2 separate regions of the Homo sapiens genome follow, and region 1 is linked to region 2. Evidence: chromatin loops called from intact Hi-C (ENCODE). Cell type or tissue: gastrocnemius medialis. All regions are shown on one strand. Each heading gives the region's core, and the rest is flanking DNA. Links, peaks and the distances in the headings are about the cores only. Region 1 has its middle 390 kb from the start of ACTL7B. Region 2 has its middle 290 kb from the start of ACTL7B.

What was found. Peaks named below come from ENCODE experiments on the same cell type or tissue, not always from the same donor. Only the 100,000 strongest peaks of a DNase experiment are listed, where the experiment ranks them.
Region 1: it touches region 2 in a loop (8-fold over the local background); 20 of 110 quality-filtered maps call a loop at or near these places.

The regions. Positions count from the first base shown.
Region 1 is chr9:108,458,801-108,475,376 of GRCh38, reverse strand. No RefSeq gene overlaps it. Among named protein-coding and RNA genes, the nearest start is that of ACTL7B, 390 kb to the left of the region's middle. In gastrocnemius medialis, for the core only: a CTCF peak has its summit at 6,852 (motif pointing left); no DNase peak of the experiment used is centred there; H3K27ac peaks cover 1,187 bases.
Region 2 is chr9:108,556,004-108,572,579 of GRCh38, reverse strand. No RefSeq gene overlaps it. Among named protein-coding and RNA genes, the nearest start is that of ACTL7B, 290 kb to the left of the region's middle. RefSeq lists an enhancer at 6,534-6,653 and a silencer at 10,028-10,225. In gastrocnemius medialis, for the core only: CTCF peaks have their summits at 6,421 and 6,626 (motif pointing right); a DNase peak (open chromatin) is centred at 6,609.

The DNA of each region.
Region 1 (16,576 bases), core at 3,693-11,692, 98 kb after region 2:
AAAAAAACCAGGTTAATACGTTTCTAGAATCTAGAAGGACAATGAATATGTCAAAGACATGACTTTATTGAGAGCCGCTTTGTTTTCTATAGGTGGCATGTATACGTGTGGACATGCCAGTGTTAATTTTCCCACAGCAGGGTGGTGTGGAAATAGGATAGTTTTAGAGGCTGGAATAGGTAAATTGTGGCTCCGTCTTGGAAACTTCTATCCCTAAGTGTCTTGTTAGTTAAACTGAATGGAAAGAAAATTGCCCTGTTTGTGACTGCTCATAAACTTTTAATATACTCTTCTTACATATCTGAGATATTTTACACTACAAATTCTACTCCATCTTCTCTGGAAAGAGTCTGAGACCTAGTTTGGTAGAGGTTTGGGTGTTGCTCCTCCGTGTAGACTCCAGACTGAATTCTTGGCTCTCTTCAGAGTTTCTGTGTACTACTTCAACAGATCTCGTTTCTGCTTAAATTAGATGGAGGGATTCACTTGGTTGCACTTAGGATTTCTGACTAAGAGGGTCATAATTCTATGTGACAGGATATTAAACATGGTTCTCCCACTTTCCTTGGAATTTCAGCAAAAATCCCAGAGGAGGAGAAAAGCACAATTGGTTCACATCCCAAAGCAAGGTACTGGGCCACCTCTGCCAGACCTACTGAGAGACTGCAGGTCTGGTTCTGCCGGCATTAATCAAATACCCGCTTCTAAGCTACGTCAGAGCTGGAGGCTGAACCCCCAGGAGAGTGACATATTCTGTGGAGAAAGCTGTCTTCATTCCCTGGTGCTTTTGTTCTCCTCTCAATCTGAGTGAGAGAGCCTTCAAAAGAAACATCATGTGATGCTTGATGTCTTGTGTCTCCTGTAGACTTAGGGGATAGAGCAGTGAGTACTTAACTCATTCCTTGTCTGGGACTCCGAAGGCCATGATTCATTGAGGCTCTTTCGTTTCCCCCACTGGAGACTACTGCTAGATTAAAACACACATGCATATATTTAATTGACGTAACTAATTTATAATCTCTATTTGTAAATCCTCTGTAATATTGTAGCTAGAATCTAAAATGAATGAACTCCAAATCTTGCTGTAAGGATGTTGCTCTCTGGAGCAGAAAGAATAGTTGGCTAACTCTCCCTCCCTCCCCCCTGCTATCCCTCTTTCTTGACTCCCTTTTCCCCAACACAGGATTACTTTGGGAATTCTAATCAAATCAGGCAAGTGTCTATCTGAGTGTGCTCTAAGTTCCAAAAGCCCCTAGCTCAGTGCCTAGCAGATGGCAGATGCATCTTTCCTAGAAAACACCCATTGTGTTCAATCTCAGTTTTTGTATCAGTAGCTGACAGCATTTTAGCAGTCTAAGATGATGATTAATGCTTGTGACTATCTGGCATTCAGTAATGTTATCCCCCGTTCTCACTGAGGCTGGTGAGGACAGGGATATTGCATTTGTCTTACAAATTTGCTGGGGCAGAGCCAGAGTAAACATCCACTGGAGGTTCCGTTTAAGGCCAACTCATTAGAATTTTAACCAATTTGCAAGAATAATCTCAATTAGCAGAGCTCATTAGACTTTAATTGGACTTTAAGCTCTTCCTTTAACCTGGTAGCCTTGGTGGGGCTCCTGAGGATTCGTTGCTGGGGGTGGATGTCTACATGGATGTATACGTGTGGGCATGCCAAAGAGTTAATTTTCCCACAGCAGGGTGGAGTAATCCAAAGAAAACAAACAAGGAATCAGACTGTCTTGACAAAGGCACTACATGATTGTAAAAGGCAACAGGACCCAGGTTTTGCAAAAAAGCAAACCAAACCAAAACAAAAAAACATGCAGACACGCAGACAGCTTTTTAAAAATTTCTTCCTTATCACAGCCAAAAGTTGCTGCTGCTGATTATCTGTGCTCAAGACTGGTCAACACAAATGTCTTTGGAGAACAGCCACCACTCCCTCATTCCAGGCCGGCCTTAGGTAACCTGAGGATGACTCGGTGTTAAGCCAACAATCTGTCCTGGCCCTGGTCCTAGCAAGTACCTATCGTGTGCCCGCAGCAGTGTCTGGGCACCTCTTCTCTCAATTTGTAAAGTGTCCAACCTGTGTTCTTCCAGTTAACCCTTTCTTGATGTTGTGCTCCCCTCCCCCTTATCATCCTTGATACTATAAAATCATTAAGATATGTTGCTTTTGATTGTGAACTAGGTCACCTCAAGACTCAAGACATCCCCTCTCTTTTCTTGTGTTTGATTCCCAGGAGTTCATAGACTTTGAAGAGGACCCGGGGGTCCCATCCAGCAGAACTCTGCATTTGATATAGCATGGACAGGTGCCCATTGCGTCCACTTCCAGGAACAGGTCCCTGTCCTGTCTTCCTGTGTATACCACTCACCCACCCACATCTCTTGATTTCCTGAGCTACACTGAATATGCTGAATCCAGCTTCCTCCTGACAGCCTTTCAAAGCCGCCCAGGACTTCCTTGAGATTGCTCTTCTTCAGATGAAGAGCTTCTTCCATGGGTGCTGCCATTTTGAGATCTTCCTCCATCCTGACCTACAACACTTCTCCATGTTCTTATCCTTTACCACTTATGATGAAGGACTTAAAGCAGAGAACATCCTACCTACAGCTCCGCATTCTTAATGCTCACGTAGAACAGAATTTCACCTTCCATGCCATGGCCTTTATACCTTTGTTGATATAGCCAGCTGTGGTACCTTTAACTTTATTTGCCAGGCCTGTGAGACCTTTGCCCTGTGACAAGCATCATGTCAACCGGCCCCTCTCAACCTGGGCTTTTTCAGCTCGGCTGATTCCATCAGGGCTGTGACCCACCTAATGGCAGGGCTTTGTATTGACCGCATCTCACTTTGTCTTGTTGAATGTGGATGGTCTTTATTAGTAACCCACTCAGGAATCCAGAAATAGGAACTGTCCAGAGCTGTTCTCTGGGGCCCGGGGTATTCTCTGTTGTACATAGGGACATGCTGACTTTTATTTAGAAAATTCAATGTGTGATTTATTCCCAAATCTCCAACCTACTGAATTTTGTATCCTGGCCTTTTTTTTTCTGCTCACATGGCCGTTTCTTGGAAGTAAAGAGAACTTTGAAGAGGGTAAAAAAAAAAAAAAATTAAAAGAGATGATGTTCTTCAATTGTTTTTCATTTTTTCCCCAGAGATTGCATAGTTTTCTCTCATAAATCCAATCAGTCTTTCAAACTTAAACATAGCATTTATTTCTTTGTTACTTAGAATCTATGGAGGCTGGGAATGGGAATGAGGAGAAAGGAGAAGTCAGCAGGTAACAGAGGAAAGGGCATTAGATCCAGAGCCAGGAGGCTACATGGGTGTGTGACCCTGCAGTTGCACTGAGCCTGTGCTCAGAGGGCTCTGTGTTTGACTGAATGCTGTGTTTTTGCCATCTTGAAATTCTTAACTTTTTAAGAAAGGGGTCTCGCATTTTAATTTTGCACAGGGCCTCAGCTGATCCATCCTGATTAGGAGCCCAAACTCTCTCTCCTCCTCTCCCTCTTCCAATCTTGGCACGTTATTCACCTCATATCCACTAAGTAAAATGAAGGTGTTTCCACATCTGGCGATATGTGAATCTAAAGCAGAAGAGGTAGAAAAATGGGAAAGTGGGCTGTGTCACGAATAGTGAATGGAACTGGGGCTTTACACAAGGTCTTTGACTTTACCTGATTCAATTCTTCTTCCTCTTCTTCTTATTATTTCCTTTTTTGAGACAGGGTCTTGCTCTGTCACCCAGACAGGGGTGCAATGGTGCAATCACAGCTCACTGCAGTCACCATTTCTGGGTTCAAACCATCCTCCTGCCTTAGCCTCAGGAGTATCTGGTACTACGGTCATGTGCCATCATATCTAGCAAATTTTTTTTTTTTATTTTTAGTAAATACAGGGCCACACTATGTTGCCCAGGCTGGTCTTGAACTCCTGGCCTCAAGCAATTCTCCTGCCTTAGCCTCCTGAAGTGCTGGGATTATGGGTGTGAGTTACTGGGCCAGGCCTCAAAACTCAGTTCTCAAAGGGGAAAATGGTCTCCTCAAGTCCCATAACACACTGGAGTAGAGTTGTCTGTGAGTGAGTCTCTCCCTCAGGGGCCCATAGGGAAAGTGATGGCCATAGGCAAGGAGTGGCCAATTATGGGCAGGGAGAGTGAGATCAGACTATTTCCTCCTTACTCAGGTGCCTGCCTTTCTCTTACTCTGTGAAACACATACAGATACTCTAACACACTAAAATAGCATTGAACAGTTTTTGCGCAAGGGTTCCAGTGATAATTCCAAACCACTCAGAGTCCAGGGTGGAAAATTGGGCCCTGTGTTGTAGAGGAGCATGGAGACCTGCACCTGGGCCAACTGTGCATCCTTTGCGGACTCCCTCTGAGCGTGCTGTGTGGGTGCTCTTTCCATCCAATGTGAGCTCATCTGTTCATGTCATGTTGGAGCAGGCTCCTTAAACCTTGTGGGAGATGCTCCGTTGCTTTTCCAGTTTCTGGAATGTGTTCTGTATTCTTCACCGCAGAGCTTCTGCCTTAAACAACTCCTACCCCACCTTTTCAATATACTTCCCCAGGGAAGTCTTTTTTGATCACCAGTCTCATATAGGCATGCCTAGTGTTCACCTTCACTATCATACCACTTGTAGCTCATTTATAATCACGTCGGTTTCTTTCGATGTCATTTTGGTTAATGTTTGTGTCCTTCACTAAAATGCAAATGACTAAAATTTACTGAGAGTTTACTATTTTTCAGGAGCTTTACATGTGTTATTTAGTGTTTATAATGACTCTAAAAGGTAGATATTTATTATTATCCTTCCCATTTTCCAGATGAGGAAACTGAAGCATAGAGAGGCTAATCCATTTATTCAAGGTTCTGTGGATTACAGATGGCAGAGTTGATAATCAGGTTAGATGGGCGATTTGGTTCCAGGGTTCACTCTACTCATGCCAATGCTATTTGCCATGATGGTAGGGGCTGTGGATATATTTGCTTACCATGGTATCCTCTATGCCTAACTCCTGGCTCATAATAGGCCCTCAATAGATACATGTTAACTCATGAGAGTGTACCAATTCGTTTGTCTTAATTTTAGAGTTTCTCTGCTCTTGTTGCGAGGAGAAAGGGGACAGATATGTGTACACAATAATGTTGGTGGTTACAACTCAGCCTTCTAAGCATTTGGTACCTTTAGAGACAGGCCACAGAAACACCAGGAAAAGACGGCTGACAATAGGGCTGTGACTCTAGGACCTTGTGTTGCACCCTCACTGCTTGCCTTTTCGTCACTGTGGTACATTCCACCCATGCTTCACCTCGATGCCAATGGAAAACAGCTCTATAACACTTCCTATGGAACCCAGTCCAAGAATCATGGTAAAGGATGGTGGGGATGAGAGCCAGTGGACATTTTCCATTTCAGATGTGGTTAAGGGCAGAGTTCCCTCTTGGTTTGTCCTAAACTTTGGCCCCATGGTGACTAAGGAGGATGACTCACCAGTGTTCTTCCTATTTTCAGTATTAAAATAATTCTAACCCAATCTAGTTTCCATTGCCGTGGAAGGCAAACCACAGCCGTGTTGAGTTTGTTAATACTTAAAGCAGAAACAGAAAGGGAGCCGAGGATAAAGGCGTCGACGCCCTGGGGAACATATACTTGCTTTATGGTCTACTGCGGAGGTCAAGGTTAAGGGAACTCTGATCTCACCCCATTTTATTTTTTTTCAGCTGTACAAGAAGTATCCCGGGCCAGACTCTGGGGCATCTGCTGTGGATACAGAGAGGAATAAGGCGAAATTAATTCCTCGAGTGTGTTGTATGGGGCATACATTTATATCTAGTGTGACACCATGTAGACTGTGCTGGGTTGATCTAGTTAACTGTGCTAAAATCCAAGAAGGTCCTGAAAAGAAATGCCATTTGAGTTCTTCTAGGAGGATCTGGAAGTTTGGCAAGAAGAAATGATGGAAGGGCATTCTAAATGAGGGAGTGGAATCAACAGAGGTTTGAAAGATCAAGGGGGGTTTGAGGCATAGAAAGCTATTGGTCTGGAATGGACAACACATCAGGTTTTGCAGGTCATGTTACTACATGAAGTGGAGAAAGCATAATGGGGTCATACAATGGAGGAGTTTTACACTTTAACCAATGGAGGGAAGTCAGTGGGGGAGGAGCTCTTCCATCCTCCTCTCTCCTATCTCCAACGACCTGCAGTTAAATTCGTATCTCAGATAAGCAGGCTGAAGGCAGAGAAGATGAGTGCCACAGTTCACAGGGCTCCTTCTTCAACAGGCCTGACAGGCTCTCCTGCTTCCTGAGAATTTAATCCACAGATGTTCATTTCATATCATCCTTTCAACACCATTCCATCTTTCTATCAACTAATCTCTATATCAACACCAAATTAAACCATAACCAAATTTTGCTGATGCAGGCAGGCAAGTGAGCTCCAATACTGGGGCTTAGCTGCGGAGGGTTCTTGGCTTGCCCAGGAAAGAACCAAAGGGCAAGCCAGTGGTGTTAGACAGCAATGTCTTATTGAATTGGAGTTGCTTTTTGTGGATAATGGCTAACTCAAGGCCATGTGCCCAGAGTTAGCACTCGTGCTATTGGCTAGCTGGATTTATACTAATTTTTAATTACATGCAAATCAAGGAGTCGTTTATGCAGAACTTTCTAGAAGAGGAGTAGTAACTTTGAAGTCATTGTCATGGAAACAGGAGGTAACTTTCGGGTCATTGCCATGGCATTTGTAAACTGTCATGGCACTGGTGGGAATATATTATGCTAATGAGCAATGAGGGCAACTAGCAATCTCTTTCAGCGCCACCTGCTGGTTCTGGCTGTTTTTTCCACTTCATCCTGTCTGGACTAGGAAAAAAAGTCCTGCTGGTCTCCTACCTCACTACTACTTTAAGGCACTCTGTTAGATGTTGAAAAGATGTATTGAACAGAGTAAGACAAACAGCCTTTGTGTGTCAAGATTACTCTATATATTTGCAGTAGTTCCATGAGTTTGGTATAGATGATAAACTGAGGCTTCAGGAGGTTGAGTAGCTTGACCAAGCTACTCAAGGTCATTCGGGGAGTGAGTGAAGGAGCCTGGAGCCAAACTCCGGAAGTTCCTCCGAGCTCAAGTTCCTAATCTGTTATGTGAGGAGATGATAAATACACCATGGAATAGCTGAAGATTAGAAGAGAATGCATCAATGACGCCCCAGGACAGTGCCTCATAGCTAGTCACTGTTGTTATCCTTATTACTTTCCACAGAGTGAGTGCACGTTCTTACTGCCTTCCCACACTGTCTCCCTGCAAGATAACACAGTATATTTTGGGTTAACCTCTCAGTATAAAAACTAAAGGCAGAAATAGAGAAGGGAGTGACATTAAAATGATGCTGGGAGAGTGATTACAAAGTAGATGACTATTCTGAAGTACATGCCAATCTGCCATTCTTTGGAACTCACTAAGCTCTCTCCTAGGATCAAGTCCAATTCTGTGAAAACTGACATCCGGGATTGTTGGACTTTGGCCCTGGTGGTGTGCCTGCAGATGACAGTGGCATGACCATGCTCTTTGCTTCTAAAGCAGTGACCACATCCAAAATGGCTTTGGAACTTGGAACACTTGGGTTTATATCCCAATTCCAACACTTGTGTGCCCTCTGATCACAGGCTGCTTACTGAACTTCTTTTAGTTTCAATTTCCTCCACTGTCAAGTGAGAATATGAGTACCTAGTCACAGAGGTTGTTGTAAGGTTATATAAAAATAAAAATTATATTCAGGACTTTGCATTGTATCTGACTAACACAAAGCTCTCAATGTGTGGTAGATTTTTCTATAAGGAAGTTTTGCATCTTTTGTAGGAAGGCTGATGATAGTCATGACGGTCCATGTTGTATATATACTTTTATAAGTGCTTCTTTGGAAGAGAGAGCTGCTTATTCCAGTCTGGCTCTTTCTGTGACATTGCACAGAGAAATGTGCTAGGAGCCACAGGGAAGCCCAGGAAGGATTTGCTACCAGCCTGAATTTTATTCTAAACAAATCTGCTACGTGGAAGACTGTACTTACACAAAGATAAATCACAAAGCAGTTACTCTTTTCATCAAGGACTTGGAAAAAGTATATGTAATCCATCCTAAAGTCATTTAGAAATGTTTAAATATAAAATAAATAATACATTTTATATCAGCATCTTGGGTGATTATTTAAAATTTATTTTCCATTTTATCATTGTTTCCCCTCCCCAAAGAAACAAAAACAATTAAGTAAAAAGTATAAAAGTGATTAAATGCTTTAAAATTATCTTTTTTTCAGCTTTCTAGGAGTACATACTTACTTTAGGGGCAATATCTATGTGCTTTATTTCCTTATTGTTTCTTTTTTGCTGTCTGATTTTAATGTCCATTATATTTTCATCTTAACCCCATTATTTCTTGTTCTATTTCTTTGTTTCCTTTTCTATTTTTAGGTTATGTCTTTTTGATGCCAAAACCGCTAGTTCATTTGGTCAGTTAGTCAAATAATTGTTAGTTCAGTTTTAGGGAAAAGAAAATCAAATCCACAAAACAAAATCAAAACCAAACCAAACCAAAAAACCTAATCAACCTCCACCACCAACCCATAACTATTAAACCTACACCCAGACCTTGTCTGAGGTACTGAGTAGGCCAAGTTCAAAAGGCTGGCTGTGCTATTCAGTTTTTGTTGGCAGTGTTGGTGAAGCTACTCTTCCTTTGCTCATATAGTCAGCCAAACGAATCATTTATTTATTGGTGTAATGCTTAAAGCTGAGGGTACTTTCATGGTACTTTTCTATTCCTGGAGTTATTATCATTTTCAGGCAATGAAGAACTGTGTTTTTAGTCCTAACCTCATTGCTTATGATCAAGTGACATAATTGGTCTATGACTCAGTCTCATCATCTGTAGAATGGGAAACTACTATGAGGATCAAATTAGATAAGAGATGTGGAAGGCCAGTATGGTGGCTTACATCTGTAATCCCAGAACTTTGAGAGTCCAGGGCAGGAGGATCACCTTAGATCGGGAATTCAGGACCAGCCTGGCCAACGTGGTGAAACTAAAATGTCTCTACTAAAAATATAAAAATTAGCTGGGCGTGGTGGCAGGTACCTGTAATCGCAGCTACTTGGGAGGCTGAGGCACAAGAATCGCTTGAGCCAGGGAGGCTGAGGTTGCAGTGAGCCGAGATTGCGCCACAGCACTCCAGCCTGGGCGATAGAGCAAGACTTGGTTTCAAACAAAACAAAACAAAACAAAACAGAACAAAACAAGAGATGTGGAAGCCCTTTTTAGTGGTAATATGATGTACACTTGCAGGTGATAATTTTCCCTTGTTGAAATTCTGTTGCGAAACTATTTTCTCCCCAAAGGGATGAGAGTTTAATAGCCTAAAAGTATTTGGGAGTTGGGAAAATAAGTACCAACTTCTATTTATTTTGAAATTCCTATTTATTCTTGAATGATTAAAATATATCTTAAAAACATTAAAGATTCTCAATTAATTGAATTTAAAAGCAAGTGTTCTATTGAATTCTAAAGACATTTGAAGAATTTTTAGCCTCCTAAATCCTTACTGTTAAGTTAATTTGGAGCTGCCTCTGTTCATGTGGGTTATAAAGCTGATCTCCTAGAATTAAAAGGTATGGGACATCATATTGCCATATCTGTTGTTTTTATGAATCTGTGTAAAGAATATAAATTTAGTAGAATTTAATTCATCCCATTTCAATAAAGATTGATGAACATTCCAGGTACCAGTGCAAGAATTGGAGAATAAAAGCTGAGGATGGGTTGTGGAGAATGATGGGATGATGTGCAGCTGTGCAAGTTAGCTTGCTTGAAACTTTTTCTACTTGCATTGTAAGAAAACAATAATGTAACATTTGTGCTATGAGACTTTGTGACCTATAAAGTGCCTTACATAACTTACTTTATCACAATGATAATCATATGAGACAGATATTCACTATTTCTCTGTTATAGGTGAGAATCTTGAGACTTAGCAAGGCTGAAAGTTGTTTAAGGCTGGACCCCCAGCTAGTTTGTGGCAGGGCTGAGGTTCACACACATCTGCGTCTTAAGTTTTGTGTGTTTTTCTTTTTCTTTCTCACACCATACTGCATCCATCTGAAGAAAAAATATTCATCAAATAAATTGTGGTTTTGTTTTTGTGTTTTAATATGGCACACATAACATTTATTTCTCCTTTCCAAGTTTACTACTACCTGTGTGTCTGTTCTCATGACGCATTAGAGCTTTGAACTTCTTGGAAGAAAGGAACTGTCTAAATTCATAGTATTGTTATTATTGTCGTTACTATTTGCCAAGACAAATGAAAAGTGGTGCATAGAGCAATGCTTGTCTTACTAGAACTCTTTAATTAAGAAAATTGGTTGTTTTCATTTTCATTCCCTGTAGCTATGTAATGACGAATGCAACACAGCACAGTGCATTCAGAATTTAAGACATATTTCATCGAGAACAAGAAACAAGTCTGCTTCTCTGAAGAGAAATAAATGGCAGCCAGATTAGATCCAATGATGACACATTAGTTCTATAGTAAAACATTATGCTAGATTTTGCAAATTCCAGATAAAATTTTTTTTTACAGTCTAGGTATCATAGAATTTCCTAGTAGAACTAATTTTTCATACATTTCCTTTACAGGTGGAACTGAAAAAAAAAGAGAAAACAATTTTGGCTTCCTAGAGCAAAGAGAAAATATCAAAAGGCAGATAATTAATTGCTTTACCATATAACAGCCCTTACAGCTACACCAAGAGGACAATGCCCAGTTGTTAGTATAATAGAAGCAAGGCAGAACTGCTATAAAATCAGTTAAATAACTTACTTTGTCTCGGCTGCAAACTTTATGGCTGCTGGTGGAGGCTCTGGGTGTGTATATCAATTCACAGTTTTCATCCCTTAGAGAGTACTGGGCTGCCCTTAATAGCTGTGTGATGTTAGGCAATTCACCCAGACTCTCAGGGGCTCAGTCTCCTCCTCTGTGAAATGGAGAAAATGATACACGCCTCATGGGTTTCTTTGTATAAAGTGTGTGCTTTGAATAGGGTCTAGCTGGAGTAAGTGAATAATGCACCATAGTAAAGATGTTGGTGCTGACGGTGGTACTTTGGCACCAAGCTTTCACCACCTTTTTGAATAAGCCAAGAAAGCATTGCTCAACCACTGGCCTTTGAATTCCACTGGCAAGGGTTGGGTCTCAGCCACAACTCTGGCTCTCTTCTTGGGAATTTGGCTGTGTCCCATAGTCCCACATCCACTCCTTTTATTCCATCTCAAACATCCAGCATGGCTCACATTTGGTAAGAGGTTTTGAGAGTCCTAAATAAGGAGCCCTCTTAAATTATCTGTGTCCCTAGGATATTTGAAGAACAGCCACTAAGTCCTCAGGCTCACAGCATCTTGAGCCTCTTGTTCTCCTCTGACCCTGGTGGAGTGCTTGTAAAATGGTCACCATCTATCTATGGGATTCTGGGGTCATCACCATGGGTGTATGAGGGACCACAACTGATAAGATGGGAGTTAGAATCTTGATCAGACTCACTTCTGTGCAGCTGAGACCTTTTTCTCTTAATTGAGGTATGACTGATGTACGCAAACCTGTACATATTTAATATATACACCTTGATGAGTTTGAAGATAAGTACATATACACCTGCAAAATCATCACCATAAACACTAACATAACCATCATCTCTAAAGTTTTATCTCTCTGGCCTCTTTTTATTTTTGTGTGTGTGATAAGAACTTAACATAAAACATAATTTTAAGCATATAATACAATATTGTTAACTAGATGCACTCCGCTGCATAGTAGTTCTCTAGGATTTAGTTGTCTTGCATAACTGAAACTATGTATACTTTGCAACATCTCTCCAGTTTCCCCTACCTCCAGCCCCTGAAAACCACCATTCTACTCTCTGCTTCTGAGTTTGACTATTTTATATTCTTGATATAAGTGGGATCATGTACTATTTGTTCTTCTGTGTCTAGCTTACTTCAACTAGCATAATGTCTTCCAAATTCATCCATGTTGCAGTAAATGGTAGGATCTTCATTTTCAAGGCTAAATAATATTCTTGTGTGTGTGTGTATGTATATGTATATATGTGTGTATATATATATATGTGTATATATATATGTATATATATGTATATATATATATGTATATATATATGTGTATATATATATATGTATGTATATATATATATATATATATATATAAATAGACATTTTCTTTATCCATTCGTCTCTTGGTGGACATTTAGGTTGTTTCCATTTCTTTGTCATTGTATTACTGCTGCAATTAAAGTGGGAGTGCAGACAGCTCTTCAAGGTACTGATTTCAAATTCTTTTGAGTGTACACCCAAGAAAGGAGATTGTTGGACCATATGGTAGATCTAATTTTAATTATTTGAGGAACATCCATACTGTATCCATAGTGGCTATACCAATTTATATTCCCACTAACAGTGTACAAGAATCCCCTTCTCTCCACATCCTGGCAAACACTTGTTCACTTTGTCTTTTTGGTCATAGCCATCCTAACAAGTGTTAGGTCATGTCTCATTTTGGTTTTGATTTGCATTTCTCTGATGATGAGTGATGTTGAGCACCTTATCATGTACCTGTTAACCATTTGTATGTCTTCTTTGGAGAAATGTCTATTCAGATCTTTTATTCATTTTTAAATCAGATCACTTGTTTCTTTGCTATTGAGTGGTAAGGGTTCTTATGCATTTTGCAGACATATAATTTGCCAATATTTATGCTTCTTCTGTTGTTTACCTTTTCACTTTGCTGATTGTTTCCTTTGCTGTGCAAAAGATTTACAGTTTGATATAATCACATTTGTGTATTTTTGCTTTTGTCACTAGTCATATCCAAGTAATCATTGCCAATGCCAATGTCAATAAGTTTTCCTTTGTTTTCTTCTAAGAATTTTAGAGGTTTTGGTCTTACATTTAAGCCCTTAATCCATTTGGAGTTAATTTTTGGATATGTATAAGATAAGGGTTCAATTACATTCTTTAGCATACAAATATTATTTTCCCAAAGCCATTTATTGAAGAGACTATCCTTTTTCCATTGTGTATGCTTGCCCCCTTGACCATGATCAGTTTACTGTCAATGTGTGGGTTTATTTCTGGGCTCTCTATTCTGTTTTTATGCCAATACCATACTGTTTTGACTACTGTAGCTTCATATTTTGAAATCAGCAGTCTGCTGCTTTATTATTCTTGCTCAAGATTGCTTTGGCTATTCAAAGGCTTGTAGTTCTACATCAATGTTAGGATTCTTATTTCCATTTTTTTAGAAATGTTGTTGGCATTTTTGCAGGGATTGCATCTGTTGATCACCTTGAGGAGTATGGATATTTTGACAATATTAATTATTCCAATCTATGAACATGAGACATCTTTCTATTCATTTTTTCTGTCTTCTCTAATTTCTTTCATCAATATTTTATAGCTTTCAGTGTATAGAGATTTCACCTCCTTGGTTAAATTTATTCCTAAGTATTTATTCTTTTTGATACTATCATAAATGAGATTTTTGTTTTAATTTTTTGGGTAGTTCATTAGCATAAAGAAATGCTACTGATTTTTGTATATTGATTTTGTATCCTGCAAATTTACTGAATTATTAGTTCTAACTCTTTCTTTAATGAAGACTTTAGGGTCATCGTGCCATCTTCAGAGATAATTTTACTACTTCCTTTCTTATTTGGATGCCTTTTATTTCTTTTTCTTGTCTAAAATGCTCTGGCTAGGGCTTCCAATCATATGTTGAATAGAAGTGGTGAGAGTAGGCATACTTTCCTTGTTTCTCATCTTAGAGGAAAAGTTTTCAGTTCTTCATCATTGGATATGATGTTAGCTGTGTGTTTGTCATATTTATGGTATTGAAGTGTATTCCTTCTTTACCTAATTTGTGAAGAGTTTTTATCATGAAAAGATGTTGAATTTTGTCAAATGCTTTTTCTGCATTTATTGAGATGATCATGATTTTTATTCTTCATTCTTTTATTCATTTTCAATAATGTGATGTAGCAATTGATTGATTTGCATATTGACCCGTCCTTGCATCCCATTAATTGATTATGATGTATTATCCTTTTAATGTGCTATTAAATTCAATTTGCTAGTATTTTCCTGAGGACTTTTGCATCTATGATTATCAGAGATATTGGATTATAGTTTTCTTTTCATGTGGTGTCTTTGTCTGGCTTTCATATCAGAGTAATGCTGGCCTCTTAACATAAGTTCAGAAGTGTGCTCTCTTTTTCTGTTTTTCAGAGGAGTTGTAAAAGGATTGCTATTAATTCTTCTTTAAATGTTTGATAGAATTCAATGTGAAGCCATTTGGTTCTAGACTTTACTTTGTTGGGTGGTTTTCAATTACTGATTCTATCTTGATTATTTTTGGACTGTCGAAGCTATTAATAATTCTTGATTCAATCCTGATGGGTTGTATGTTTCTATGAATTTATCCATTTCATTTAGGCCATCTAATTTATTGGCATATAATTGCTCGTAATAATCCCTTATTTCTGTGGAATCAATTGTAATATCTTCTTTTATATTTCTAATTGTATTTGAATCTTCTCTTTTTTAAAAAAATTAGTCTAGCTAGAGGTTGTCATTGTTTTATCTTTAAAGAAAACTACTCTGTTTTGTAGATTTTTTCTACTGTTTTTCCATTTTCTACTCATTATTTCTGCTCTAAATTTGATCATTTCTTTCCTTTGGCTAACTTTAGTTTGTTCTCTTACTAGTGCTTTCAGGTACAAAGTTAGGTAGCTTACTTGAAATCTTCCTTTTTTTTTAAAAAAAAAAAAAAGCAGGTGTTTATCACTGTATATGTCCCTCTTAGTACTGCATTTGCTGCATCCCATACATTTTTCAATGTTGTGTTGTCATTTGTCTCAAAATATTTTCTCATTTCTCTTTTTATTTCTTCTTTGAGTCAATGGGTGTTCATAACTGTGTTAATTTTCAGGTATTGGTGAATTTTCCCATTTTCCTTACATTATTAATATCTAGTTTCATTCTATTTTGGTTTGAAAATATATTTGGGATGATTTTAATCCTTTAAAATTTATTGAGACTTGTTTTGTGACTTAGTATGTGATCTGTCTGGAAAATGTTCCCTGGATGCTTGAGAAGAAATTATATTCTGCTGTTGCTGGGGAAATGTTCCACATGTGTTTCTTAGGTCCATTTGGTCTATAGTGTTGTCCAAGCCTATTATTTCCTTATGGATTTTTTGTCTGGATGATCTGTTACTGAAATGGGGGTATCAAAGTCTTCTACAATTATTGCATTGCCGTCTATTTCAACTTTATATCTGTCAGTGTTTCCTTTAAATATTTAGGTACTTTGAAGTTGGGTGAATATATATTTATCATTGTTACATTGACACTTTTATCATAATATAGTAACATTCCTTGTCTCTTTTGAAATATTTTGACTTGAAATCTATTGATCTGATATAATACAGCCAATCTCTACTCTTTTAGGTTACCATTTGCATGGAATATCTTTTTCTATTCCTTCACTTTCTGCCTTGTGTGTCCTTAAATTTGAAGTGAGTATGTTATAGACACCTTATAGTTGGAACTTTTTTTTTTATCCATTCAGACACTCTTGTCTTTTGATTGATGAGTTTAATCCACTTACATTTGAAGTATTGTTGATAGCTAAATTCTATTGCCATTTTGTTAACTGTTTTCTATTTTGTAGTTCTCTTATTTCTCTTTTCTTCTCTTGCTATTTTTCTTAGTGGTTTGATTTTTTGTGGTGATATGCTCTGATTCTTCTCTCTTTATTTTTTTTTGTATCTCCTGTAGGTTTTTCCTTTATGGTTACCATGAATTTTGCTTTGAACCTCTTATAGTTATTACAGCCTATTTTAAGCTCATAACTTAACTTTGATTGCATAGGCAAACTCTACACTTTTATTCTCCTTCCCTCACTTGATGCTACTGATACAGGGCTTACCTCTTTTTATATTGTATATTCAATAGAATTTTTGTGGCTATAGTTATTCTTAATGCTTTTGTTTGTTGAATTATATGCTGGGCTTATAAGTGGTTTACATGCCACCATCACAATATTATAATATTCTGTGTTTGAGAATGAAATAAAGTACAAAAATTACCCGGATGTAGAGACAGGTGCCTGTAATCCTACTCAGGATGCTGAGGCAGGAGAATCGTTTGAGCCTGGGAGGCGGAGGTTGCAGTGAGCTGAGATCACGCCATTGCACACCAGCCTGTGAGACAGAGCGAGACTCTGTCTCAAAATAAACAAATACATAAATAAATATTAAAATCTCACTAGTAAAAGTAATTGAGAAGACTAAGTCTCTGAGGTTGAATCCAGAGAATGATGGTTCATTCCCTGTTATGTTTTGAGGGACAGAATAGTTGCCTCTCAAAACTGTAACAGACAAAGTAGAGACTAGATAATTCTCAATGGACTAGAAAACAGAAACAAAGATT
Region 2 (16,576 bases), core at 2,955-10,954:
CCCAGATTGCTTTTATTTTGACTTAAAAAAGGCAGATGTAGCAATTTTTATGTAGTCTCACATATTAGTTTTTTGTTGTTTTTGTTTGTGTTTTCTGTCATAGTTAGAATGACTGCCTTCCCTACTTTGAAAATGTAAAAAATGATTCTTCTTTGTTCTAACATTTTTAAATGTTATTCTTTCATGTTTAAATCTTTGACACACCTAGAATTTATCTTCATGGAAGATGTGAGGTATGGATCCAACTTTATTTTTCTTTCCAGATGCCTTCCTAGTTGGGAAAACATCATTTATCAAAAAATTCTTCTCCAACCCACTGATTTAAAATGTTACCTGTCTTCACATGTATCCCAATATACATTTGTATTTATTTTGAACTTTCTTCTCCATTTTTTTTTTTCTTGGGACAGAGTTCCACTTACTCTGCTGCCCAGGCTGGAGTGCAGTGGCAGAATCTCTGCTCACTGCAACCTCCGCCTCCCGAGTTTAAGCGATTCTTCTGCCTCAGCCTCCTGAGTAGCTGGGATTACAGGTACACACCACCATGCCAGGCTCATTTTTGTATTTTTAATAGAGAAGAGGTTTCACCATGTTGGCCAGGCTGATCTCGAACTCCTGACCTCAAGTGATCCACCCTCCTCAGCCTCCCAAAGTGTTGGGATTACAGGCGTGAGCCACCGCTCCTGGCCTCCTCTCCATTCTATTGATCAACCTGTTCTTGAGACTATCTCACATTATTTTAATTTTTAATAGATTTTAAAACATTAAATACCTGGTAAGGCTGGTCCTACTCATTACTCTTTTCTCCCCTGCCCCCAGACATTTTTTGTATTACTCTTATTTATTTCCTATGTAAATTTTAGAATATTCTTGTCTGGTTAAAAAAAAAAAATCCCATTGTTATTTTTTATTGAAAATGTATCAAATTTGTAGGTTGATTTAAGATAACTGATTTTTAAAAAGTGATATCAAGTGTTCTTATTGAACAGCATAGCATGCCTTCTGCTTGCTTTCTCTTTTTCTGAGTAGCATTTAAACATTTTTTGTATGTAGATCATGTAGGTCTGTTTTCCTCATGTTGACCTTGTCTATTGCTAGGTCTTTTATCTTGTTTTTGTATCATACATGGGGTTTTCCTTTTATTAGATTTTCTAATTGGCTCTTGTTTGCATATATGAAAGTCATTGGTTTCAGTATATTAATTTTGTATTCATCCACCTGAAGAATTTTCACATCGTTTCTAAACATTTGTCAATTGCTTTTCTTGAATTTTCTTTTCTTTTTGTGGGGAGGGGTATTTCTTTGGTGCTTACATGAAACGTCATGGTGGTGTTGAGACTGAAATTTCTGTTTCAATGCTATTCGCTTTGGCATGATTAGTGCATTTAATATCAACAGGGAGAGTTCACGATGTTTTCCAGGGGAAATATTTTTGATTATTTTCATTTCTCTGATGCCACCGCCAAAAACTCAAGAATTTATAAATCCTGAGGTTTAAGCTTATTGTTTACCTTGGATTGTCTAAGCAAATAGTGATATTATCTGCAAGTGTTAATGAATTTATTGCCTCTTTTTTATTTCTTAACATCTATTATTTCTATATCTTAGCTATTGTGCTGGCAAATAGCTCCAAAATAAGTGTAAATACTAATGATGGTAAAGAACTACCTTGTCCTATTTCTGACATTGATGGAAATGCTTCTTCTGTTTTCCTGAAAAGTATGATGCTGCATTTTAGGTTGGGATATAGCCTTTGTACCATTGAATAAGTATGCATTTTTATTTATTTATTTTTTGTTGTTTTTTTGAGACTAAGTCTCGCTCTATTACCCAGGCTGGAGTGTGGTGGTGTGATCACAGCTCACTGCGGCCTCCATTCCTGGACTCAAGTGATCCTCTCACCTCAGCCACCTGAGTAGCTGGGACTACAGATACGTACTACCACACCTGGCTAATTTTTGTATTTTTTGTAGACGTTGGGTTTTACCATGTTGTTGAGGCTGGTCTTGAACTCCTGAGCTCAAGTGATCTGCGTGTTTCCGCCTCCCAAAGTGATTACAGGCATGTACCACCACACCTGGCATATTCTTATTTTAAAAATAGTTTTCTTGGGTTTTGGATTTTCCAAACACCTCTCCAGTGTTTATAGGGATGAGCACATGATTTTTCTTTTTTGATCTATTAATATGATGAATTATATTAAACTGTATGTGAAATCATATTCCTGGTGTCTAGTATGTGAAGGATTTCCTCTGCAAAACCTTACTCTTGTTTTTACTACACTACCGGCTAGCTTTCTGTGAACCTTGGAGGTGGATTATCTAGGGTTATGCATATGTGGTTATATTGTTTGTTTGCTTGCTTTCTCTTTTTACTCTCAGGTTTCCTTTTGTCCCCGAATGGTACTCTTAGATCAAGCTGTTGGGGTGGTTTTTAGTTCAAGCCTGATGTCTCCTACTAGAGCAGCTCATTTTCTGTGGCCCTTGGCAAACTCTGCTCTTCAGTGCTCAGCTAGAAAGACAAGGAGGGTGAGGATGTGGACATCTGATTTTCTGCTTCTGACAGCACAGAGCTGCTGGGGGCTCCTTCTGACTTCCCTGGCAGGAGGCACCCAACATCAGTCTTTACACATGTGCCAGACCAGTTGCCTCACAATAGAGCCCTAGTCAGCAGCTGGCCTCCCAATACTGCCCAGGGCAAGACCATCATCCACTGATTCAGTGAGTCACAGCCCGGGATGAGGACTTGGCCAGGCTGGTCTAACACACATCCTCAGCAGTTTCTCCAGGTGCCGAGTCAGCCCAGCTGCTGGCCTTCTGTGTGGCCGGTGCTCCTATAGTGTGGAGTCATGCCTCCTCAAGTCCTTTTATCTCCCCATCTCAGGCACAGACCTGGGGCCATGGTGGTTTTACAGAGGCAGCAAAGATCTCACCCTGGGAAGTCTCATTCTTGCAAATGTGACAAAGTGTCATTTCAATATGATCCAACCAATAGTCGTTAGCTTCTATTTATCAGCTCAATGCTGGGTGCAGAAGGGGAGAGTAGTAAGATGAACATGACCACCATTACTTTGATGGAGTGCTCAATTAAAAGAAAGCCCTGATTATAGAAATGGAACAAACCTGGGTTCAATAAATTCTGAAATGCTGTGGACTAACCTTTCTGCTGGCAGTCTCTCTAATCCTTCCTTCGCCCAGTTTCCAGAGAGATCTCTAACATCATAATGCCAATCCTCTTCTTAAATATCTCTTCTTTGCTTTCAGGAGAAACTTCAGATTTAGTCTGGAACACGTGGCCCTGCTGTGCAGAGACTGGTTCTAGTCCCATTGACCCAGTTCATCTTCCTCTAGCCTCCTTTTATAGACACCAAAGCCCCATTATCTGAAGACAGCACACTTTCACCTCTGTGTCTTGGACAAGCTGGTTCCCCTGTTTAGAATGCCCTTCCACACGCCTTTTTTTTTTTTTTTTTGCCTGATCATCGCCTGCTCATCTCCAAAGACTCAGGTCAAATGCCCCTCCTTTGAAACTTCCTCTCACAGCCCTTCCCACATTTGATTCCTCTCTTCTCTCTAAGTCTCAGAGGTGCCATGTTCACCTTTCTCCTTAGCACCTTCCACCACATCCTATAAATCCTCTAGTCTAGTGGTTTCCAAAATTGGATGTTGGAAGAATAGGATAGAACTCTCATCTCAATTACATGAATATTTTTTAATGTGCCTAATATGTTGTTACAATAGTAAACATGTATATTTGGTGACTAATAAATATGCCTATACTGTGGTTGTGTGCTCAAAAGTTGTTTTACTGATCGGGGTTAATAATCTGAAAAGTTTGAAGGTCATTGCTCCAGTAGTTAGATCCTGGAGGGTATGAGCCCTATCTTATTTGTAGGAGCTCAGTAAAAATTGGTTGAATAAGTAAATGGCGTCTATATGAGCACAGTGATGACAAATGCTTTAAATGACTTACAAGCAAGATGCCAATGGTAGAAAGAGGGAAAACATGATTGTGCATTAGTTCAGAAGTCAGAGAGTCCTGGATTCAAATTATTCATTTAGGAGAGATTCAGAATGCCCACTGGATTATCTTAGATATGTCATCCATCTTCCTAAACTATAGTCAGCAAACTTTTCATGTAAAGAGCCAGATCGTAAATATTCAGCTTTGGAAGCTGTATAGTTTCTGTAACTACTTAACCCTGCCAAGGCCAAAGACAGTATGTAAACAAATGTGCATGGCTGTATTCCAAAAAGACTTTATTTACAGAAACAGGTGATCATCCGGTTGGCCTGGGGGACATAGTGTACTGATCCCTGTTCTAGATATTAATTCCTAGCTGTGCAATCTTTGTGTCACGTGAGATACCTTTGCAACATGCCTAGCTCATGTCTGGGGATGAGTTATTGTTAAATAAGTGCTTCAAAATCTCAATAATAATTTGTTCTGATTTTGGGTCTTGCAAGAAAAGAGATGTTTGAGTTCAGTCTTTAGCCATGAGTCCCCCAGACAGGGGAGAAAGATGGGGGAAGAGACTAGAGAGGGCATAGTTAAGGAAAGAGCATGTGTAAAGGCCCCGATGTCCTGCTGAGGGGGCCCTGGAAACTACCACAGCATTCTTTAGGTGATGGTATGATAGATACAGTGAGGGGTAAACAATAGACTTCCTCTGCCCTAGTGATAAAATAGAGACAATAGAAACCTCCCTTCCTGCAGTGAGAATCAGAGAAATTGTGACATCTAACACCCCATGCTTGTCATGCCTACCTTGGCCATGCCCTCTGACCTGCTGCGTTATGTCTTTTGATCCTGACCTCCACCTACTGTCTGATGCCAAGACTGTTGGCTTCTCTGCTTTGCTGAACTGGATTTCCTCCCAGACCATGTGTTTAGGGGAATTTGCTCCCCATTCTGAGCTTTAACCTATCTCAGTAGACATCTTGTCCCACTCCACTGGATAAAAATTGGTGGCTTTATAGCATCTAAAGCCTAGGAGAAATCAGATTTCTTAACAAGGATTCTTAATGTGCCATCTGTGGAGCACCTGGAATGAAATCACCTGGAAGTGTCTATTAAAAATTAAAAATCCTGGGCTCCATCCAAAGCACTGCAGTCAGGATCTTTGCTTGGGGCCCATTTGAAAGTAGCTTCCCAGGTGATTCTTACACATACCAGAGTAGGAGACTTGCTGCTGTTCTGACTAAAGCATTAAAATAAATTTTAAAGTCCTATCTTTTAGTTTCTGTAAGCTGACCCTTAGCTCTTTAAAAAGTGCAATTGGCAAAAGATGGAAAATTACACCCCCCACCAATGAATAGATTTGAGTCTGTGTGGGCTTCAAATTGCAAGACTCTTCTGAGATGCCCCTTATTAAGACACCCTCTCCCCAGGTAGAACCTGCATACAGCACTTCCCCAGGTAGAAAGCTCCTAGGAGGCTTCTCTCTTTGCAACTTCCTGACTTGCTTCCCGCCACCTCCCCTGGTCTTCCCGGGATGGAGACTGCACCAGGAGGTTTCCTGGTTGGAATCTCCACAAGGAGTTAGAATCCACCAACAGGTCTTCTTCTCCTAACAGCCTCTTTAAATTGAGGATTGGGCATGGTGGCTCACGCCTGTAATCCCAGCACTTTGGGTGGCCGAGGCAGGTGGATCACAAGTTCAGGAGTTCAAGACCAGTCTGGCCAATATAGTAAAACCCCATCTGTACTAAAAATACAAAAATTAGCCTGGCCTGGCGATGTGCGCCTATAGTCCTAGCTACTCGGGAGGCTGAGGCAGAAGAATCGCTTGAACCCGGGAGGTGGAGGTTGCAGTGAGCAGAGATCGCGCCACTACACTCCAGCCTGGGTGACAGAGCGAGACTCTGTCTAAAAAAAAAAAAAACACAAAATGATGACTGGGTTAGGGAGACACTAATGACCCATCTCAGGAATTCTCTGCTTTAGTGACCTTTCAGTTAATCCAGTGGACCTAGAACTCTTTTCAGTGGGATGTGAATTCTATCCATTCCGTTAGAAAGTCGAAGCCACACATTTGAAAGGTAGTTTTGTCATCTTCATGATCATAGGACTCAAAATCACAAAATTAGCTTCCATGTATTTAATCAGTGAATTATTTTTCATTGTCCATGTACCACGTGTGTCATGACCCGCATAACAAGGAATATGTGTGTGTGTGTTTGTTTATTTTCATGATCGTGGATGTTTGTGACAAATGTGCTAATTCACACATTAGTGATCTCATTGATATAAAAACTTTCTGGTAATGTAGAGGGCTGGGTTATTCTCCTCATCTTTCAAATGAGTAAACTGAAGCACAGGAAATTAAATGACATGTCCAGGGTCTGATGACTGGCACATTGCTGAGCTCACACACAGGGCCCACATACAGGTTGCTGATTCTCAGTTTGGGCCTGGTTCCACTTCCACCCTGGACTGTCTATCCAAATAAAATCAAAGACTTGTAGATACCCTAAGAGATGAAATCATGGGACATTCTGCAAGGAAAGAACATCCAAATAATAAAATGGCTTGGGGTTCTGGCACACAAGGAAATCTCTCAGCTACAGCTGGGCACAACTATGTCTTTATGACACTCCCCCGGAAGAGCCACAGCAACCACTAGATGGCAGTGTATGAACAGTAACAGGGAATAGGTTCCTGCCCTTGGTTTTTGAAGAATATTCTGGGATTACCATGGGGAAAGCCTTGGCAAGGACATCCCAATGGAATTAACCTTCAAAGAACAATGCATTTGGAGATCTGTTGTGACTTTGGGCTTCAGCCCGAGGCAAGATGGCCATGCTTTGGTACTTTAAGAGCTAGATCAGCAGTTCTGATTCACTTGGTTCAGGGTGGGGCCCACATATCCATGTTTTGTTAACATTTCCCAGGTGCTCCAGTGTGCTTCCAGCATTGATAGTCTGTGCTAGATAGAGTCCATCCACCCCTGGGTTGTAAGAACCGAATGCAAACAGCACAGTGTGACCTCCTAATGTTGTTCCAGGCATAGGATAGGCCACTGAGGCTGCAGAAATGAACGAGACATGAAGACATGGTCTCTATACTCAGGAAGCCACAGTCCCAACAGAGCTGAGATTTAAAATCCCAAATAGGGTCTAGGCATGTTGTGGAGTGTTTCTGCAGTCGAGTTCCTACTCTGCCTTGTATGGCCTTGAGTAAGTCACTCGTCTGCTTCATGACTCACTTTTGTTTAATGGGTTTTGATGGGATGCTTTCTTGGGACAATGAGGACAATAAAATTGGTGCCTTCAAAGATCTGTAGAGCAGATCCTTTGAAGGGCAGTATATTTTCTTAGTCAACTTCTGTGTACCCAGGAGCAATCTGGCTGTTCTGGGGAGAAATGGGTTACCTTGGCCTGGCATTAGCACAGCCCTCTAGACAGGACAGAGGGGGCCTTCAGCTTCTTTCAGGTCAGATGATTCTCATTTGCCAATGGTGGCATTTTAAAGCATTGCAAAGCAGATTTTTTGTTGATGATAAAGACTTTAAAAAACATCCGCAAATTCCATGTGCTGTGTTCTAGATACACATTCTAGAGCTGCAATGGGTGGAGACGGGACATTGTGTCTCCTAACCACAGAGAACACCCCATTCCTGCCCTCATCTCCCCATCTCTGTATGCCCAGCTTCAACACACTGCTGGAATTTTCCCTAAGCTAGGAAGATTTCTAGAAGGTTGCCTCATAACATCATGGTGGGTTGATGGGGCATCTTCAGGAATGGGGAGGAATTGACAGTGACGGTCTACGAGTCCTGATCTGCAGTTTTTGAACATGAAAAACTTGAAGAGCACAGACTAGATTTTACTCATCTCACTCATTATAATACCTGGCACAAGAGTAGATGTGAGTGAATGTTTGCTGAATTAAGGTTTCTGTAGCTTGATGTATTTATGACAAACTGACATTAAATATTCGATCTCAGTATCAGAAATAGCTTAGATGTTATTTGTATCTTTTAGACCCAGAAAATTATGAAATAGATAGTGTCTCCCTCTTTGCATTGGCTGCTAGCAAGCTCAGAGACAATTAGTCTCCTCTAGCAAATAACTAGTGGCCTATCTCTAGCAAATAACTAAGAAGGACCTTATGTTACACATATGTGGTTATATGATGCCTGATTTCAGTTTATTTTTCTCAAAATTGGTATTTATTGTACTGAACTATTATTTCAAGCTGCCTCAAGTTCTCTTTGGAGCAAAGAATGAGGAAACTCATTAAATCTGAAACAATGTCTGGGACAATTATTGATACATAATAGGAGTTCAATATATTTATTGAGTAAATGAATGAATGAAATTTTTATCTGAATCTTAAGATTGAATCTATCAACCAGCCTGGAAGTCATAGTCTCTCAAAAAAAAAAAGTGTGGTAAATGAGAAGATCATCTTGGGAAATGGACCCAGAGAGGCAGAGTGACCTGCTCAGGATGAAAATTTAGAGGCTGTAAGGTAAACCCAGCTTTTTAAAACAAACAAACAAACAAACAACCCTTTGACCTACTTACTGCACTTTCTGTTACTCCAAAACCACCTCTTTTGATCTGAGAGAGATAACTATCCTCAAATAGCTTTCAAAAATGAAATATGAAGAAAAGCATGTTGTTCTATTTGCCTCCTCCACCTCCAGTAAAATGGGATAAAATAATAGAGCAATGTTACCTGCGTTTGCTGGAATTATCATTTGTTTATGGTTTTGTCTTTGTTTTTGAGACAGAGTTTCACTCTTGTTGCCCAGGCTGGAGTGCAATGGTGTAATCTCGTCTCACCACTACCTCTGCCTGCCGGGTTCAAGCAATTCTCCTGCCTCAGCCTCCCGAATAGCTGGGATTACAGGCATGCGCCACCATGCCCAGCCAATTTTGTATATTTAGTAGAGATGGGGTTTCTCCATGTTGGTCAGGCTGGTCTCAAACTCCTGACCTCAGTTGATCTGCCCCTGTTGGCTTCCCAAAGTGCTGGGATTACAGGTGTGAGCCATTGTGCCCGGCCCATGGATTTTTCTTTGACCAAGTCAATGACAGCTCATTTGGTGACCCGTGATGTGATTTTCTTTCTAAAATTTATAAGGAGAAAAATCTAGGTCATGCAGGTAGCTCCATTCAGTAGGCATCCCACAGTCTCCTGGGAGGTCAGGAAAGGATGGTTTTGCTGAAGGTGTTTATCCTGGACAAAAGCCTGCAGATCTGTCACTAGAAGCATGATCCACTATGTCTTGTCAAACATCTTCATCTAAATTGGTCATTGGTCAGGGCTGAGGCAGCTGAATTCTGATGGAAATTCACCTCTCATGTATTTACTCAGTGTTCCTATAGAGAGTGAAAGAAGTTATGTCCATGTTTAACGACCTGACCTATTCACATTTCCAGCATTTTCCCAGTCACTGCCCTTCAGTGCCGTCATTTTTACTGCTCTGCCCCCATAGTGGAAGTCTGTGCTTGGCAGACACTTTTTTAAATTGAATACTCTGTAACCAAAAGAAGCCTTCTTTTTCCTTCCTTATTTACTATTCCTTGTGTATGTTTATTGACATGATAGATATATGTAATTTGCTCTGGAGTCTATTTCTGGGATAGACTTTACATTCTGGGATAGAAATTTACATCTGTTTCTGGGATACCAATCAGTGTTCACTGGTGTCCCATCAGTGGAAGGCATTGATTCTACCTACCAAAACACTTTTAGTATTGGGGCCATCATCTACAGAAGTTTCATTTGTATTTAATTCTATAATAAATGAAACTCAAACTATTACCGCAAATAGCTGAAGCAAATGTCTTGCCTTTGTGCATTTTCTCATGTTTTTTTTTTTTTTTTTTTTTTCCTCTCCTTACTACACGTTTTCTTGCTCGGATGATATAATGCCCAGGAGAGCTACCCAGGGATAATCCATCACTCCCTTATCTGTGCTCCCTCAAAGGTCTCACCTCTATGAGGGTGTCCCCCCGTTATGTTACCAGGATGAGATCATGTGACTGTTTTCCCAATGGACTGTGAGCTCCTTAAGGGCAGGGGCCATCTCTCCTTTTTCTGTGAATCTCCTGAGCCTCCCCAGGACAAGGCAGTCATAGGTCCTCATGTGCATATTCACTCATCCTATTGTTGACTCATTGCGGTTGCTGCTGTTGCCTTACTCAGATTTCCTGCCTTACCTGTGAGGAGCGGACTCTGCAGAAAGCCTGGACAGAAAGAAATCTGATGTGCTAGTCACAGCAGCTCACCTGTTGGCACACTGGTGTGAGTGTCATGTGATGATCATGCAGCCCAAAGGCCTGGGCTTTGTTCACAGGCACAGATATGTCTTCTGAGTCACGCTCAGCCAGCTATTGCCTGAGTCTTAGTTCAGGGATGGAGAAGACCCAGCTCCTGTCTGCAATCTCTTCTGGGGATTTCAGCTGCTGGTGTTGACTCCTGGCCTTAGCCTCCTCTGGGGATTCTCTGAGTTTGGTTCAGTCTTACTCTCCATTTGAGATGAAATTGCTGAGGCAGACACCCTTGGGAGAAGAGAATTTGTCTTCTGGGAGTCTGTATTTAATCCACGGCAACATTGCAAATTGTCAGCTGTAGCCTGGGCTGACCAGGCAAACCCCAGGTCTTTCTCAGGCCAGAATACAGTGAGACAGTGAAAGTATAACTTGTCATCAGAGAGGAGATAGAACTATGTCTAGGGCGATATTCCAAGGCAGGAGAATTGGACAGGCAAGTTAGAGGATAGTTAGTGTTTGCTTATTTTTCTTTTGAGAGAACAGAAGGGAACTTCTTTTGTTTAGCAAAAGAGAATGTCTTTTTTGATGAATCTAATAGGAAAAATGTCCTTGGCATCCGAAGATTGGTCTTGGGGCCTCTATTGGCCTTAAAACTTTGGGCTTTTAAAATTCAGTTACTTTTTTCCTTTTCTCTCATCACCCCCATCTTTGTATCTGTTAGGAAAATCATTAAACCAAGCCTCATTCCCCAGCTCCCTCTTGCTTGAACTGTCCCATTGAAGAGATTCTACAAACCGAATTTGGGTATTTTCTTTGACAGGTAATCTCCAATCCCTGTCTCCAGCCTAGGAAGCTCAATCTGCTTCACACAGCACTCTCAGTTAAAAAAAATTGTTTCCTAATATCGAGCAGATTTCTGTCCCTGCCACAGTTTCTACCAGTTGTCCCAATTCTCCCTCTTAGGGTAGAACAAATACATTCCTTCAGCCCCTGCTCACAAGTCTTGTCCTTTTGTCAGCTAAGTAGCCCATTTCTTCAAGGTTTTGTTCATGCAACACCATTTCAGGGCTTCACACTTGAGCCACTGTGCTTTGAACACCCTCCAGTTTATCCCTCTTGAAGTATGTGTGACCCAGTTAAGGCGGGGAGGGCTCATGTCACACTCCAAGTCTTTGTCCACAACCAAAAGTGATTGAGAACACATTTAGATATTTAATAAAATTATTTGAAAACCTCAAGGCCAGGCACAGTGGCTCACGCCTGTAATCCCAGCACTTTGGGAGGCCGAGGCCGGTGGATCACCTGAGGTCAGGAGTTCGAGATGAGCATGGCCAACATGGTGAAACCCCATCTCTACTAAAAATAAAAAATTAGCCAGGTGTGGTGGCACCTGCCTGTAGTCCCAGCTACACTGGAGGCTGAGGCAGAAGAATCGCTTGAATCTGGGAAGCGGAGGTTGCAGTGAGCCGAGATTGTACCACTGCACTCCAGTCTGGGCGACAGAGTGAGACTCTGTCTCAAAAAACAAAAACAAAACAAAACAAAACCTCAAAGGGATCATTTCCTAACAGCAAAATGTAAGAAATTTATATTTACTGTCTTTTTCTTTTTTCTCTGCTTTAACTTTAGTCTCTTATCTTTCTTCGTCAAAATTCTGAAAAACTGTTTAACTCAGCCCATTCAGACTTCCTTAATTTCTCCTCTTCTCTCCTGTCTTAGGCTCAGGTTTTTACTACTGAGGCAGAAGGAAGGGTGAGGTGGGGGAGAGATTCCAGACATATGATGTTTTAAACAGCCTTTATTATGCATGGATTTAGAATTGGTTAGAGGAATTACCACAAGTAAAGTTTAATCCGTGCAAAGCAGATCACACCTGTCTACCTCCCTTCTTCTTAACACTCTAGTCCTAGCAATAGAGCTTCAAATACTATTGACTTTTTGGGCAGAGCCATTCTTCTAGTGTCTCATATTAAGCTTCCCATGAGCTCAAAATCCTCAGAGAACTCATTCAGGATCTGAAGTTGAGGTGGCCATACATTCTATAGATTCCTGGTTGGAGTTTCCTGATGACGATATAAGGGGCAAAAAGAAGAAAAATTTAGATTCTTGTAGTTTTATTTTGTTAAATTGGAGGGCCAGTTGTTTGTAAGTGAAAGATCACTTCTTTATTTAATGTTTTTATTCTCTTTCTGTGGGGCTGGCGGTTGGAAATGACTGTGATGTCTCCCTACCCCTCCAGTGCCCCTCCCCGACCCCAATTTGATTGCCTGGACTAAGGTAGTTTCCAGAAGTCATTTGTGGGTTTGAGGTTGGCCCTTTCTTTTTGTCCTCATCCCAGTGTAATGGGGCCTCCTGCCCCTGTTGCTCAGGGTGTGGGGGCTGAGTTGGGGATGCTGTTACTGGCCCTGTGGTTGTCTCCTTTATTTTTCTTGGGTGGTGGGCTTGTCGATCAATTCAGTGATTTCTTTAATGGTCCTGGTATGTCCTACATCTGGCAAAAATTCCTCATGTATTTTGATTGGTTAATAACACCATTCCTGTGATATTTTATTACATAAAAATGGCTTTGGTCATTTTAACAGGATTTTGGGAAGGAGGAGGATTAAATTCACGGGCACAAGTGAACATCTTCAACTCAACTCAATTAAATTTCAACCACGCTGGGTATGCAGGATGGGAAGGAATGGTGCAGTGTGTCATAGCTGAGTTGTTTAGATCTTAATATTGTAACTCTCTATCCATTTCCAAAGCATTTCCATGCACATAATTTAATCTGATTTTCACAAAAAATTTAAATAGGAAAAGTTGCAACTACTAGTCATACTCTGCCAATTCAAAAAAAAAAAAAAAAAGCTCAAAGAAATTTAGTAACTTACCCAAGAGCAAAAGACTTATGATTCCCCTCAGGCCTTTTGCCTTCTAAGCCTAGAGCTCTATCCACTCTAGCAGGGCACTTGGGTGCCATCCTCACTATTTCTGCAATATTTGAAACTACCTCTAATATTATTTCTTTCTTCTGTTTCTTTAAACTGACTAATGTTTAGCTTAAATACATTTAACAAGAAAACTTTATATTACTACAGTAAATAAAAACACTAATATTGCTTTCTCTAATTGGAAAGTAACCATGAAAATAAAAACAATGAGAATGAAGCACTGTTATTATATCTTAGCTAAGTATTAATTTCTGTTGAAGTCTCTGAGCCTAAGATCTACCCTCTCTTTGTTCAAAAAATTTAGCATGGTTTTAGAGAGGTGTTAAAATCACAGGGCATCAGACTGAGATTTTCTCCTTTACATCACTGGAAGGTCTGAAACAGAATTGGAAAAGAAATAACTTTTCCAACATGCCCAACATTATTTAACATTGTGTCCGTGTAGAATTCTGTCACCATAATTTAAAAATTCTTAAGTTGTTTCTCGTCCTGTGAGAAACACTGCACAATATCATAGTTTTATAATTAACAAGTAAACATTAGCTGTAAGTTTGGTAGTTGTGGTCATTTATGTGAATAGCAGTAGCAGTTGTGCTAGTTCAGTTACATATATAGATAAGTTGGTATTCATCTATCCATTCACTCAGTGACATCTAATGACACCTCCTATGATCTGAGCATGCAAAGTTAAACATATTAGTCTGTTTTTACACTGCTATAGAGAACTACCTGAGACTGGGTAAGTTATCAAGAAAAGAGGTTTAACTGACTCACAGTTCTTTAGGCTGTACAGGAGCATGGCTGGGGAGGCCTCGGGAAACTTACAATCATGGTGGAAGGCAAAGGGGAAGCGATGCATGTCTTACATGGTGGCAGGAGAGACAGAGAGAATGGGGATCTGCTACACACTTTTAAACCATCAGTTCTCCTGAAAACTCACTCACTCTCAGGAGAACAGCATGGGGGAAACCGCTCCCATGATCCGATCACCTCCCACCAGATTCCTCTCCCAACACGTGGGGATCACAATTCGAGATGAGATTTGGGTGGGAACATGGAGCCAAACCATATCAGTAAATAAGATGTGACCCTATCCCTGAGAAAGTTTGTGTTCTCATTAACATTAAAGTTTGTGTTCTCATTAACATTGTTCTGTTTCTATGGGGCTGGAGGTTGGAAATGGCTGTGATGTTTCCCTACCCCTCCATGAATGATGGCATTGGAGTGATGCCCTGAATGTCTGTGTTAGCAATGGCATGAATATCTATGTTCTCTAATATAAAGTATAAGTGGGTGAGGGAAGGCTGCAAATGTGTGTTGACATTTGAGCTGGGTATTGAGGGACAGGGGTTTGTTGGCTTCACATGTCCGAGAAGGAGTACTGCTTCTGTAAAGAAATAGTGGCAGGAAAAGGCATGGATGGTCTTGAGAAGCAACTAGTTCTTTAGTTTGGCTGAAGTGTAGCACCAAAAGGGAAAGAGGTGGGATGGGGTGAGGAGGTGTCATTAAAGGAGGCTGGAGTGGTAGATCCAAGCCAATCTGAGAAGCACTTTGTTTGCCCACCCTGCCAGGGAGTCTGAATGGATACTGGAGATAGCAGGGAACCACCCAAAATATGTAAACAGAGGATGACATGATCAGATGTGCATTTTAGAGAGGTCCCTCTGGTACAGTGAGGAGAGGTGTGAAAGGAGAGAGTAAGATATCAGCACAGATGGCTGGCCGGGATGCCAAAATCAGCTTCAGTGATTCCATGCAAATTCTACTCATTAGCTCTCCTTGCCCATGTACAGAGTATTGTCAGCCACCACCTTGGCCAGAATAGATAAGGCTCTGAACAGCCTTAGCAGAGGTGCCCTGGAAATTCTGTTATTATATAATTTCTTTTTAAAAGTGGTTCAGTCCATGTGGGCTGTTTCAATTTAGGAAAAAAAAAAAAACCCTTAAGATCCATTTTACAATCTAACAATTAATGTGATTTTGCCTCCTTTTGACTTGGGATAACTTCAGTGATTAGGGACTGATTGTGTGTGTGTGGGTGTGTTTTGCAGTTTCCTCAGCTTATCGATAGACACATGAGATGGGGATCCATGTGTCATGACAGAAAAAGAGGATCTTCAGAATAATCTTGGTCACTTTCTTGGGGAACCTGAGACATGACACTTGTTCTTGATCACAGTAGATGCTCAGTAAAGGAACATAGGTATTCTGTATTAATGCTCCATTTCCCCTACACCATTTACATTGTGAACTAACAACTGAATATTTCTGTAATATTTTTATTATTCCTTTCTGCCTGCTTTATAAATGTAATTTTAACTAAGTGGATTGTAAAGTGGGCTCTCTTTTGGTAATAACATGATATATCGCAATATGAACTGGGCACTTAATTAAAAGTCAGAATTTAAGACTTGGCTTGGCCATTTCTTGCCTATGTTGCCTGGGACAACTCGCTTCACCGGTCTGAGCCTCACTTTTCCTGTCAGTTAAAATGGGAGGCTTGGGTGATCTGGGATGGCAAGTAAGTTTCCTTTTATGTGCCAGCTGTAGAGGGTTGGTAGCTATTGCCTAGATTGGTGGTTCTCAACTCCTAAGGAGTCTTTTCAGACCTTTTTTTTCCCTAGTCATTCTCCTTTCTCAAGTAATTCTAATGTGACAGATATACTGCCTATGTGTTTATGTACTATGACTCTTTGGAAGGCCACAAACCATTATAATATCTAGTATTTTTTTCATCTTCCAAAAACCAAATTTGGGCCCCTTGGGTGCTGTAATGCCTGGTTTAGAATTCCTGGCTCAGAAGGCTCAGCTGATAGGGATTGTGAAGCCATGGTCATGTTCAGCAAGAAGGAGGGCTGCTAGTGTCTGCTACATGCATGGGAAAAGGGAGCAGCAGGATGTGAACCTCGTGTTGGGCTAGATGATCTGTGTGTCCTTTATCACTCAGACATTTTGGGATTCCACGTTCGATAGAATAAATTAGTTATAGTTATTGTGGTTAATCTACTGGGTGTTGACTAGGTGCTAATATAACTCTCAAGTGTGAAAAATATCTCAAATAATCAATTTAGTAGCCACAAGCAGACAGGCTGTATTTGTGGAATATTTTATTTGCAATCTTTAATACTTTCTGGGTAATTAAGATGTTCTCCTAAGATATGTCTACATGCCATTGCAATGTATCTGAAATTATCCACTTTTGTTCTTGCAGATTTCTCAAGGTAAGTTTTGGAGGCAGAAGTATCTGTTCCTCAATGGAATAGTTATCAGATGATTTGTCCAAAGAACAAATGAATGTCTTAAAGTGAGCCCCTGAGCTTGATCCAGTGCGATCTCTTTAACGTGAAAATGCACGTGAATAACCCCTGCACTCTTCTCTTCCAAGCATTTACTGCACTCAAATCCCAAGAA